Linked DNA regions of Homo sapiens: region 2 is linked to region 1. A link is an interaction called in ENCODE POLR2A ChIA-PET data of the cell type or tissue named here. Cell type or tissue: OCI-LY7. All regions are shown on one strand.

Region 1 (5,000 bases):
GCCATGGCCGATATTCTCTCAGCCGCAGAATAGATGATTACAAGCACCTGAGTCTTTTGTTTGTTTATTTGTTTTTAAGAGCAATACAAGGCCAAGTGGGGTGGCTCACGCCTGTAATGCCAGCACTTTGGGAGGCCGAGGTGGGTGGATCACCTGAGGTCAGGAGTTCAAGACCAGCCTGGCCAACATGGCGAAACCCTGTCTTTACGAAAAATGCAAAAATTTTCCGGGTGTGGTGGCGGTTGCCTGTAATCCCAGCTACTCAGGAGGCTGAGGCAGGAGAATCGCTTGAACCCGGGAGGCGGAGGTTGCAGTGAGCCGAGATTGTGCCACTGCACTGCAGCCTGGGTGACAAAGCAAAACTCCGTCTCAAAAAAAAAAAATGAATAAAGGCAATACAAGCTATGTTTGAAAGTACCTTTGCAAGAAAACAGGCCCAGCAGTCGTATTTGTGCACCAGAAACAAAAGGTTGCTCAGGCAGGATACTGGAAAGGATGGGGGAAGGGGCGAGCCTCAGGGCAACCACCAGGTTGACTATTTGTCCCTGTCCCTAACCCCCCCAAGACACAAATGGTATAATGCTTTCTTTGGTAATGTCACATAGATAGAATTGATGTTGCTTTAACAATTTTTTTTTTTTGAGACAAAGTCTTGCTCTGTCACCCAGGCTGGAGTGCAGTGGTGCGATCTCAGCTCACTGCAGTCTCTGTCTCCGAGGTTCAAGCGATTCTTCTGCCTCAGCCTCTTGAGTAGCTGGGATTACAGGCGTGTGCCACCATGCCCAGCTGTTTTTTGTATTTTCAATAGAGACGGGGTTTCACCATGTTGGCCAGGCCAGTCTCAAACTGCTGACCTCAAGTGATCTGCCCGCCTTGGCCTCCCAAAGTGCTAGGATTACAGACGTGAGCCACCGTGCCCAGCCAACAATGTTTTGTTTAATTTAATACAAAAATGCATTCAGTCTGAAGACGCCAAGTTCACCTACTGGGAGCTCGTTCCCTTACTCAGTGGTTCCCTGGGTGGCTGGTAGGATTGGGGAGAAAGCCAGCTCCTTTTTAATGGTTTAGTGCAGCAGGAACTCAGGAGAGGACCTAGGCTATAGCCACCCTAGTGTCGGGGTCTTTGAGATGGAGTCTCTCTCTGTTGCCCAGGCTGGAGTGTAGTGGCACATGTGATGTCTGCTCACTGCAACCTCCATCTCCCAGGTTCAAGTGATTCTTGTGCCTCAGCCTCCTGAGTAGTTGTGATTACAGGCGTGCGCCACCACACCCGGCTAATTTTTTTTGTATTTTTAGTAGAGACGGGGTTTCACCATGTTGCCCAGGCTGGTCACCAACTCCTGACCTCAAGTGGTCTGCCCGCCTCGGCCTCCCAAAGTGCTGGGATTACAGGCATAAGCCACCATGCCTGGCCCCTGAACAATTTCTTAAAGGGTTGGTTTTGCTAATTGTGGCAAAATAGTTCAGCAAACAGGGTGACAAATCACACCCTCTTTTTTATGGCTCATCTTTGCGTGCCCAGCCTCAAGGTGGCGCCAGCCATGGGGTATGATTCACGCATCCAGTGGCGGGTCCTGGGCGTGGGGGAAACACACTTGGCTTTCTGCATCCTTCTTAGAATCTAATGGCTTTGTCAGAATCAGAACTAAATCTCCCATGTTGGCATTCTGTCACATTGGCAAGTTTATGTCGCCACAATATCACTAATTTAGTATTTCTTCCTCAAGTCTGAGAAGGTCTGATACAATTCATCAAGTACTGGACATGAGAATAGACACTTGGGCAAAGATGAACCATACAGAATGTGGTCTCTGGCCTGCTGGAGGCGGAGTCTAGTAGGAAACTTAAACATGTAAGTGCTTACACCAAAATGTGCTGTTGGCCTCCGAGGAAAGAAGGAACTCCACCAAGGGCCAAGACTGCACAGAGGACAGGGGTTTGGCTGAGTTCATATGAAGGGTGTTTTCAATGAGGAAGAGCGGGAGGGCACAGGGAAGGACCGTGCCAAGGACAAGACAGCATGGCATTGGGGGTGCTGTGTAGAGTTTTTTAGTGGAGCCTGTGCTGCCCCCCACTTCAGATGCCAGTCTCAAGTCCCAGGTTGTAACGCCATCTACCTGGAGATGGTGTCAGATCCCACAGGCTGAGGGCTCACCCCCACAACGCTGCCCCCCACTTCAGATGCCAGTCTCAAGTCCTAGGTTGTGTGACCTGTGCCTTCTGACCTACCGGCTCTAAACTGGGGGTTCCAATGACATCCTACTCAGGTTTCACTAGGAGACGTGCCGAATTTCTTTCCTTTTTTTTTTTTTTTTTTTTTTTTTAATTGAAATGGAGTCTATGTTGCCCAGGCTGGTCTTGAACTCGTGGGCTCAAGCAGTCCTCCTGCCTCAGCTTCCCAAAGTGCTGGGATTACAGGCATGAGCCACTGCACGCCACTGCACCTCGCTACTTATGTATTATAAAGGGTCTTACAAAGGATACAGGTGGGCAGCCAGATGAAGAGATACATTGGACAGTCACACAGGGTTGGTTCCCCTGGCAACCAGCCCCCATCCTGAGGCTGTCCGGGAGCCCACGAAGAGCCCACTCATTAGAACAAAAGCTGTTCCTCTCACAAAATTCCAAGGGATTTAGTAGCTTTGTGTCAGACACTCATCACTCAGGAAATTACAAAGGTCGTAGGAGCTGTGTTAGGAACCCGGATCAAAGACTAAATAGCAGCCCTATTGCTCAGGAAATGACAGGGTTGAGGAGTTCTATGTCAGGAACCAGGGCAGAGACCGGATATACGTTTCTTTTTAAATCACAGTAGCACACCCAGAAAAGGAAAGCAGTGTCTCAACTCACACTCAGGTCTATCTGACCCACACATTTTTAAGAAAAGATTTTTATATCTTGATTGTTTTTTCTAATTATAGAAGCACTTTAAATATTGTTACTATTTTGTTCTGTCTGCCTTGATTCCATATGATTTCCATAAGTAGGGCTTATTTTTATTTTCACAAATCAGAAAAACACAGACACAAGCCAAAACGAGGTGAAAGCCATCTCCTTATGAAGAAGGTATAGGGAGCCTCAGCGCTGCTTCCCAGGGAGAGAAAGCAGCTAGAGTTAAGCAAAAGCACAGGAGGCTGGGCACGGTGGCTCACGCCTGTAATCCCAGCACTTGGGAGGCCGAGGTGGGCAGATCACTTTAGCCCAGGAGTTCCAGACCAGTCTGGGCAACATAGTGAGATCCTATCTCTGTATTTTAAAAATATGTATTCAAAAAGAAAAAAAAGCATAGGAGCTTATATGTGAGGGCAAGTCTTTCTACCCACAGGAAGGCAAGACAAAAGAAACAGAAGAACAAGAAACACAGGAAATAAACAGAAAACAAAGACTAAAACGGCAGATTTTAATAGCCCCAAACTGAAATTCTCTTACGTGTCCTTCAGTAGGCGAATGGTTAAACAGACTCTAGCCTCTGTCCTGCGGAATGCTACTCAGCAATAAAAGGGAATGAACCCCAGAAATGAAGCGGTGTTGTGGTCCCGGGCGTGTCTTGGCATGTCATTGCCTCATGCCAAGGAAATCAAGGACACGGACACACATGGGGTGAGGTTAAGAGCGGAGGTTCAATAGGCGAAAGAAGGAGAAGAGAGAATAGCTCTCTCTCCTGCGAGAGAGAGGGGCACCTGAGTGGGAATTCTGGCCCGAGGCTGAGTGCAGCAGATTTTATAGACAGGATTGAGGAGGCAGTGTCTGATTTACGTAGCGCCCACGGATAGGGTGGACCAGGTGTGACGTTTAGCACAAGAGGAAGCTGGGCACCCCACCGTAATCTTATTATGGAGATGGGGTCTTTGCCTGGCTGGCGCCATGCTGTCTCTTCCTTACTGTATGCGTGGTTTGGCAAAGAGAAGGGAAGATGGAGCCGCCATGTTGAATATGCCTAGTCCCAGGTAGCTTTTTTTTATTGGCACAGCTGCCGGCATTCACCTGTGCAAGCTTCTAGTTTGCTTATCTATGTCTGCAGCTCGATTCTACAGGCTGCTCTTTATTAGAAAACAAAATGATTTGGGAGCTGCTTTTCATTAAAAAGGAAACCTTACTGAGGACTCCCATACCCTCACTATCTGCCTTAGTAATTTCTTCTTCACTCCTATATCATCAGATACACATAGCAATCTAGATGACTCTCAAGCGAATTACGCTGAGTGAAAAAAAGCCAACCCCAGAAGGTTACCTTCCACATGACTCTTTTTCTTTTTTTTTTTTTTTTTTGAGATGGTTCACTCTGTCGCCCAGGCTGGAGTGCAGTGGCACGATCTTGGCTCACTGCAACCTCTGCCTACCGGGTTCAAGCGATTCTCCTGCCTCAGCCTCCCCAGTAGCTGGGATTACAGGCACATGCTGCCACGCCCAGCTAATTTTGTATTTTTAGTAGAGACGGGGTTTCACCATGTTGGTCAGGTTGGTCTCGAACTCCTGAACTCTTGATCCACCCGCCTTGGCCTCCCGAAGTGCTGGGATTACAGTCATGAGCCACTGCACCCAGCCTAATTTTTGTATTTTTAATAGAGACTAAACATACAAAAATTGGCCAGGCTGGTTTCCAACTCCTGACCAAGTGATCCGCCTGCCTCAGCCTCCCAAAGTGCTGGGATTACAGGCGTGAGCCACCAGGCCTGGCCATCTTTTCAGGTTTTTGCATTTCTGACTATTGATGGGTCCGTTCCTACCAGCCAACCAGTCCTGTGACCCCACCCAGAAGCAGACTCAGCATGCACAAGGACCATGTTCCACACCCCTAGGATTGCACCCCCAACTAATCAGCAGCACCTTGGCCTGCCAAACTATCCTTGAAAAACCCTAGGCTCTGAGATTTTGGAGAGACTGATTTAAGTAATAAAACCTCAGTCTGCTGTTCAACCAGCTCTGTGCCAATTAAATTCTTTCTCTATTACAGTTCCCCTGTCTTGATAAATGGGCTCTGTCTGGGCAGTAGGCAAATG
Region 2 (5,000 bases), 310 kb before region 1:
AGTCATGCTTCTTGTTAAGCTTGTGGAACTGTGAGTCAATTAAACTTTTTTTCATAAATTGCCCAGTGTCAGGTAGTTCTTTATAGCAGTGTGAGAATGCACTGATACAGTTAGTATGAAGCCTCAAGCTTTGTTCTTTTTGTTCAAGACTGCTTTGGGTATTTGGGGTCTTTTGTGGTTACATACAAGTTTTAGGATTGTTTTTTCTATCTCTGTGGAAAATATAATTGGAATTTTGATAGGCATTGCATTGAACCTGTAGATTGCTTTGGACAGTGTGAACATTTTAACAATATTCCTCCAATCCAGGAACACAGGATAGTTTTCCATTTAATTGTATCTTCAGTTTCTTTTATCTGCGTCTTACAGTTTTTGGTGTACCAGTCTTTCATCTCCTTGGTTAAATTTATTCCTAAGTATTTAACTTTGTGTAGCCATTGTAAATGGGATTGTCTTACTGACTTCTTGTATAGATAGGTCATTGTTTATATAAAACACTACTGATTTTTGTACGTTGATTTTTGTATCCTGCAACTTCATTCATTCATTAGTCCTGAAAGTTTTCTGGTGGACTCTTTAAGGTTTTCTATATGAGATCATAGCATCTGCAAACATGGACAATTTACCTTCTTTCTTTCCCGTCTGGAAGCCTCATTTTTTTCTCTTGCCTAACTGTTCTGGCTAGGACTTCCAATACTGTGTTGAATAGAAGTAGTGAGAGTGGACATTCTTGTCTTGTTCCTGATAGTAGATGAAAAGCTTTCTCTTTTTTTTTTTTTTTTTTTTTTTTTTTTGACACAGACTCACTCTGTTGCCCAGGCTGGAGTGCAGTGGCTCCATCTTGGCTCACTGCAACCTCTGCCTCCCAGGTTCAAGCAATTCTCCTGCCTCAGTCTCCCAAGTAGCTGGAATTACAGGGCTGCACCACCACACCTGGCTAATTTTTGTATTTTTAGTAGAGACAGGGTTCCGCCATGTTGGCCAGGCTGGTATTGAACTCCTAACCTCAAGTGATCCGCCTGCCTTGGACTCCCAAGGGACTGGGATTACAGGTGTTAGCCACTGTGCCCAGCCAGATAAAAAGCTTCCAACTGTTCACTATTAAGTATGTTAGCTGTGGGCTTGTCATATATGGCCTGCCTTGTGCTGAGGTACATTCTTTCTATATCTATTTTGAGAGTTTTTATTATGAAAAGATGTTGAGTTTTGTCAAATGCTTTTTCTGCATCTATTAAGGTGATCAGAATAGATTTTGTCCTTCATACTGTTAATGTGGTAGATCACATTTATAGACTTGTGTATGTTGAAACATCCTTACATCCCTGGGATAGATCCCACTTGATCATAGTGAATTGTCTTTCAATGTGCTGTTGAATTTGGTTTGCTGGTATTTTGTTGAGGGTTTTTGCATCTATGTTCATCAGGGATACTGGCCTGTAATTTTTTTTTTTCTTCCAGTGCCCTTGTCTGGCTTTGGTATCAGGGTAATGCTGGCTTCATAAAATAAGTTTGAAGGTGTTCCCCCTTGTTCAATTTTTTTGGATGAGTTTGAAAAGAATTGGTATTAGTTCTTTAAATGTTAAGTAGAACTCAGTACTGACACCATTAAGTCCTGCGCTTTTCTTTGATGGATTTGTAATTCAGCCTCTTACTGAGTTTGTTGTTGATGTTGTTTTTGAAATGGAGTCTCATTCTGTCACCCAGGCTAGAGTGCAATGGCACAATCTTGGCTCACTGCAACCTCTGCCTCCCGGGTTCAAATGATTCTCCCTGCCTCAGTCTCCCAAGTAGCTGGGATTACAGATGCCCGCCACCATGCCCGGCTAATTTTTGTATTTTTGGTAGAGACAGGGTTTCGTCATGTTGGCCAGGCTGGTCTTGAACTCCTGACCTCAGGTAATCCGCCTACCTCAGCCTCCCAAAGTGCTGGGATTACAGGCATGAGCCACTGTGCCTGGCCTTTTCCCCACCCACCCCCCCTACCCGAGTCTCACTCTATTGCCCAGACTGGAGTGCAGTGTGCGATCTCGGTTCACTGCAACCTCTGCCTCCTGGGTTCAAGCAATTCTCCTGCCTCAGCCTCCAAAGTAGGGGGGATTACAGTTGCCCGCCACCACGCCTGGCTAATTTTTGTATTTTTAGTAGTGATGGGGTTTCACCATCTTGCCCAGGCTGGTCTCAAACTCCTGACCTCAAGTAATCCACCCGCCTCGGCCTCCCAAAGTGCTGGGATTGCAGGCGTGAGTCACCACGCCCAGCCTATTGGTTTTTCTGTTTCTTCATGATTCAGTGTTGGTAGTTTGTATGTGTTTAGGAATTTATCCGTTTCTTCTAGGTTCTCTAATTTGTTGATGTATAATTGTTCATGGTATTCTAATCCTTCGTATTTCTGTGGTATCAGTTGTAACACTTCAGCTTTCATTTCTGATTTTGAGTTGTCTTTTTTCTTACTCTACCTAAAAGTTTTCCAATTTTATCTTAAAAAATTCTTAAGGTTTTTTTCCTGTTGTCTTTTTCTAAGAAATGAATGAATAAATCCATGAATAATTTATTTCTGTTCTGATATTTTCTTCTAACTTTGGGCTGCTTTTTCTAGTTCTTTGAGGTATAGCATTATTTGTTCTCTTTTGATATAGGCATTTATTGCTATAAACATCTCTTAGAACTGCTTTTAGTGAATCCTATAAATTTTTTTTTTTTTTTTTTTGAGATGCAGTCTCCCTCTGTTACCCAGGCCGGAGTGCAGTGGTGCGATCTCAGCTCACTGCATGAATCCCATAAATTTTGGTATGTTGTGTTTCTGTTTTCATTAGTCTCAAGACTTTTTTTTTTTTTTTTTTTTTTTTTTTTGGAGACCAAGTCTCACTCTGTCACCCAGGCTGGAGTGCAGTGGCGCGATGTTGGCTCACTACAACCTCTGCCTCCCATGTTCAAGCAATTCTCCTGTCTCAGCCTCCCAACTAGCTGGGATTACAGGCATGTGTCAGGCACGCCGGGCAATTTTTTGTACTTTTTTATTTTTTAGTAGAGATGAAGTTTCACCGTGTTAGCCAGGATGGTCTCTATCTCCTGACCTCGTGATCCACCCGCCTCAGCCTCCCAAAGTGCTGGGATAACAAGCGTGAGCCACCGCGCCCAGCCTGTCTCAAGATGTTTTTAAATTTCTTATCTGACCCACTGATTAGGAGCATGTTGTTTAATTTCCACATATTCGTGCATTTTTCAAAATTCTTCCTATTACTGATTTCTATTTTTATACCACTGTGGTAGGAAAAAAATACTTGATATAATCTTAAATTTAAGATTTGTTTTGTGGCCTAATATACATCCTATCCTAGAGAAGTTCCTTGTGTGCTTGAGAAGAATGTGTATGCTGCTGCTATTGGATGGAAATTCTGTGTATGTCTCTTAGGTCCATTTGGTCTAAGCTGTAGTTTACATCTCCTTACTGATTCTGTCTGGATGATCTGTCTGTTGCTGAAAGTAGGGTATTGAAGTCTTCTACTGATATTATGTTACAGTCTCTCTCTCTCCCTTCAGGTCTATTAATATTTGCTTTATATATTTAGGTGCTCAGATGTTGAATGTATATAAATTTAGAGGTATATCTTCTTGATAAATTGACACGTTTGTCATATAATGACCTTTGTGTCACAATTTTTGACTTAAAATCTAGTTTATCTGATTTAAGTATAGCTATCCCTACTCTTTCGGTTTCCATTTCCATGGAATACTTTTTCCATCCTTTCACTTTCAGTATATATATGACCTTAAAGGTGAAGTGAGTTTCTTATAGGCAGCATATAAATGGGTCTTCAAAAATTTTACTCAGCCACTCTTTTAACCAAGGAATTTAATCCATTTGTATTTAAGGTAATTACTGATAGCCAAGGGCCCACTATTGCCATTTTGTTAATTGCTTCTTTCCTAGATCCTTTGTTCCTTTCTTTCCCTTTTGCTTTCTTACTTGTAATGACGTGATTTTCTTTGGTGGTATGCTTTGATTTCTTTTTTAAAATCTTTTGTGTATCTACTATAGATTTTTTGCTTTGTGGTTAGCATAAGGCTTACAGAAAATATAGTTATCATAGGATATTTTAAGTAGATAACAACTTTGATTGTAAACCAAACTACATGTTCTCTACCCCTTTCCACATTTTATGTTTTTAATGTCACAATTTACATCTTTTTATAGTGTGTATCCCTCAACATTTTATAGCTATTATTTGTTGATTAGTTTTTTTGAGACAAAGTTTCTTTCTGTCACCCAGGCTGAAGTGCAGTAGCACAATCTTGGCTCACTGCAACCTCCACCTCCTGGGTTCAAGCAATTCTCCTGTCTCAGCCTCCCAAGTAACTGGGATTACAGGCATGCACCACCATGCACAGCTAATTTTTGTATTTTTAGTAGAGACAGCGTTTCACCATGTTGCCAAGCTGGTCTTGAACTCCTGACCTCAAGTTATCTGCCCGCCTTGGCCTCCCACAAGTGCTGGGATAACAGGCATGAGCCACCGTGCCCAGTTCCCTTTAGTATTTCTTGAAAGATAGGTCTGGTGGTAATGAACTTCCTCAGCTTTGGTTTGTCTAGCAAAGTTCTTATTGCTCCTTTATTTCAGGACAGATTTGCTGGATACAGTATTCTTGGTCAGCATTTTTTTTTCCTTCAGCAGTTTGAATATGTCATCCCACTCTCTTCATAGCCTGTAAGATTTGTTTGGAAATCCACTGCTAGCCTTATTGAAGCTCCCATAAGTCATTTGCTTTATTTCTCTTGCTGTTTTCAGGATCTTCTCTTTGACAGTTTAACATGTACTCCTGTAGTCTTGTTAGGTCTCCAGTCAGATTCAATCCTTTCACCTTCCTATACCTGGATATTCACATATTTTCCCAGATTTGTACAGTTTATATCTTCCTTTCTCCCTGCCTTCCTCCCCTGCTTCCACCCCCTATTCCCCTTCCTATTCCTCTTTTCCCTTCCCTCCCCACTTCCTCCCTCC

The links. Peaks named below come from ENCODE experiments on the same cell type or tissue, not always from the same donor. Only the 100,000 strongest peaks of a DNase experiment are listed, where the experiment ranks them.
Region 2: POLR2A ChIA-PET joins it to region 1 with 5 read pairs; 2 of 35 experiments call an interaction of 5 or more read pairs at or near these places.

Annotation. Positions count from the first base shown.
Region 1 is chr16:74,866,413-74,871,412 of GRCh38, reverse strand. It overlaps WDR59 (WD repeat domain 59), which reads left to right. Exons shown (of 26, transcript NM_030581.4): 26 at 1-51. Among named protein-coding and RNA genes, the nearest start is that of FA2H, 94 kb to the right of the region's middle. RefSeq lists a silencer at 4,908-5,000. In OCI-LY7, a CTCF peak has its summit at 1,522 (motif pointing right); a DNase peak (open chromatin) is centred at 2,772; H3K4me3 peaks cover 830 bases; H3K27ac peaks cover 1,503 bases.
Region 2 is chr16:75,176,770-75,181,769 of GRCh38, reverse strand. No RefSeq gene overlaps it. Among named protein-coding and RNA genes, the nearest start is that of CTRB2, 28 kb to the left of the region's middle. In OCI-LY7, no CTCF peak of the experiment used is centred here; no DNase peak of the experiment used is centred here.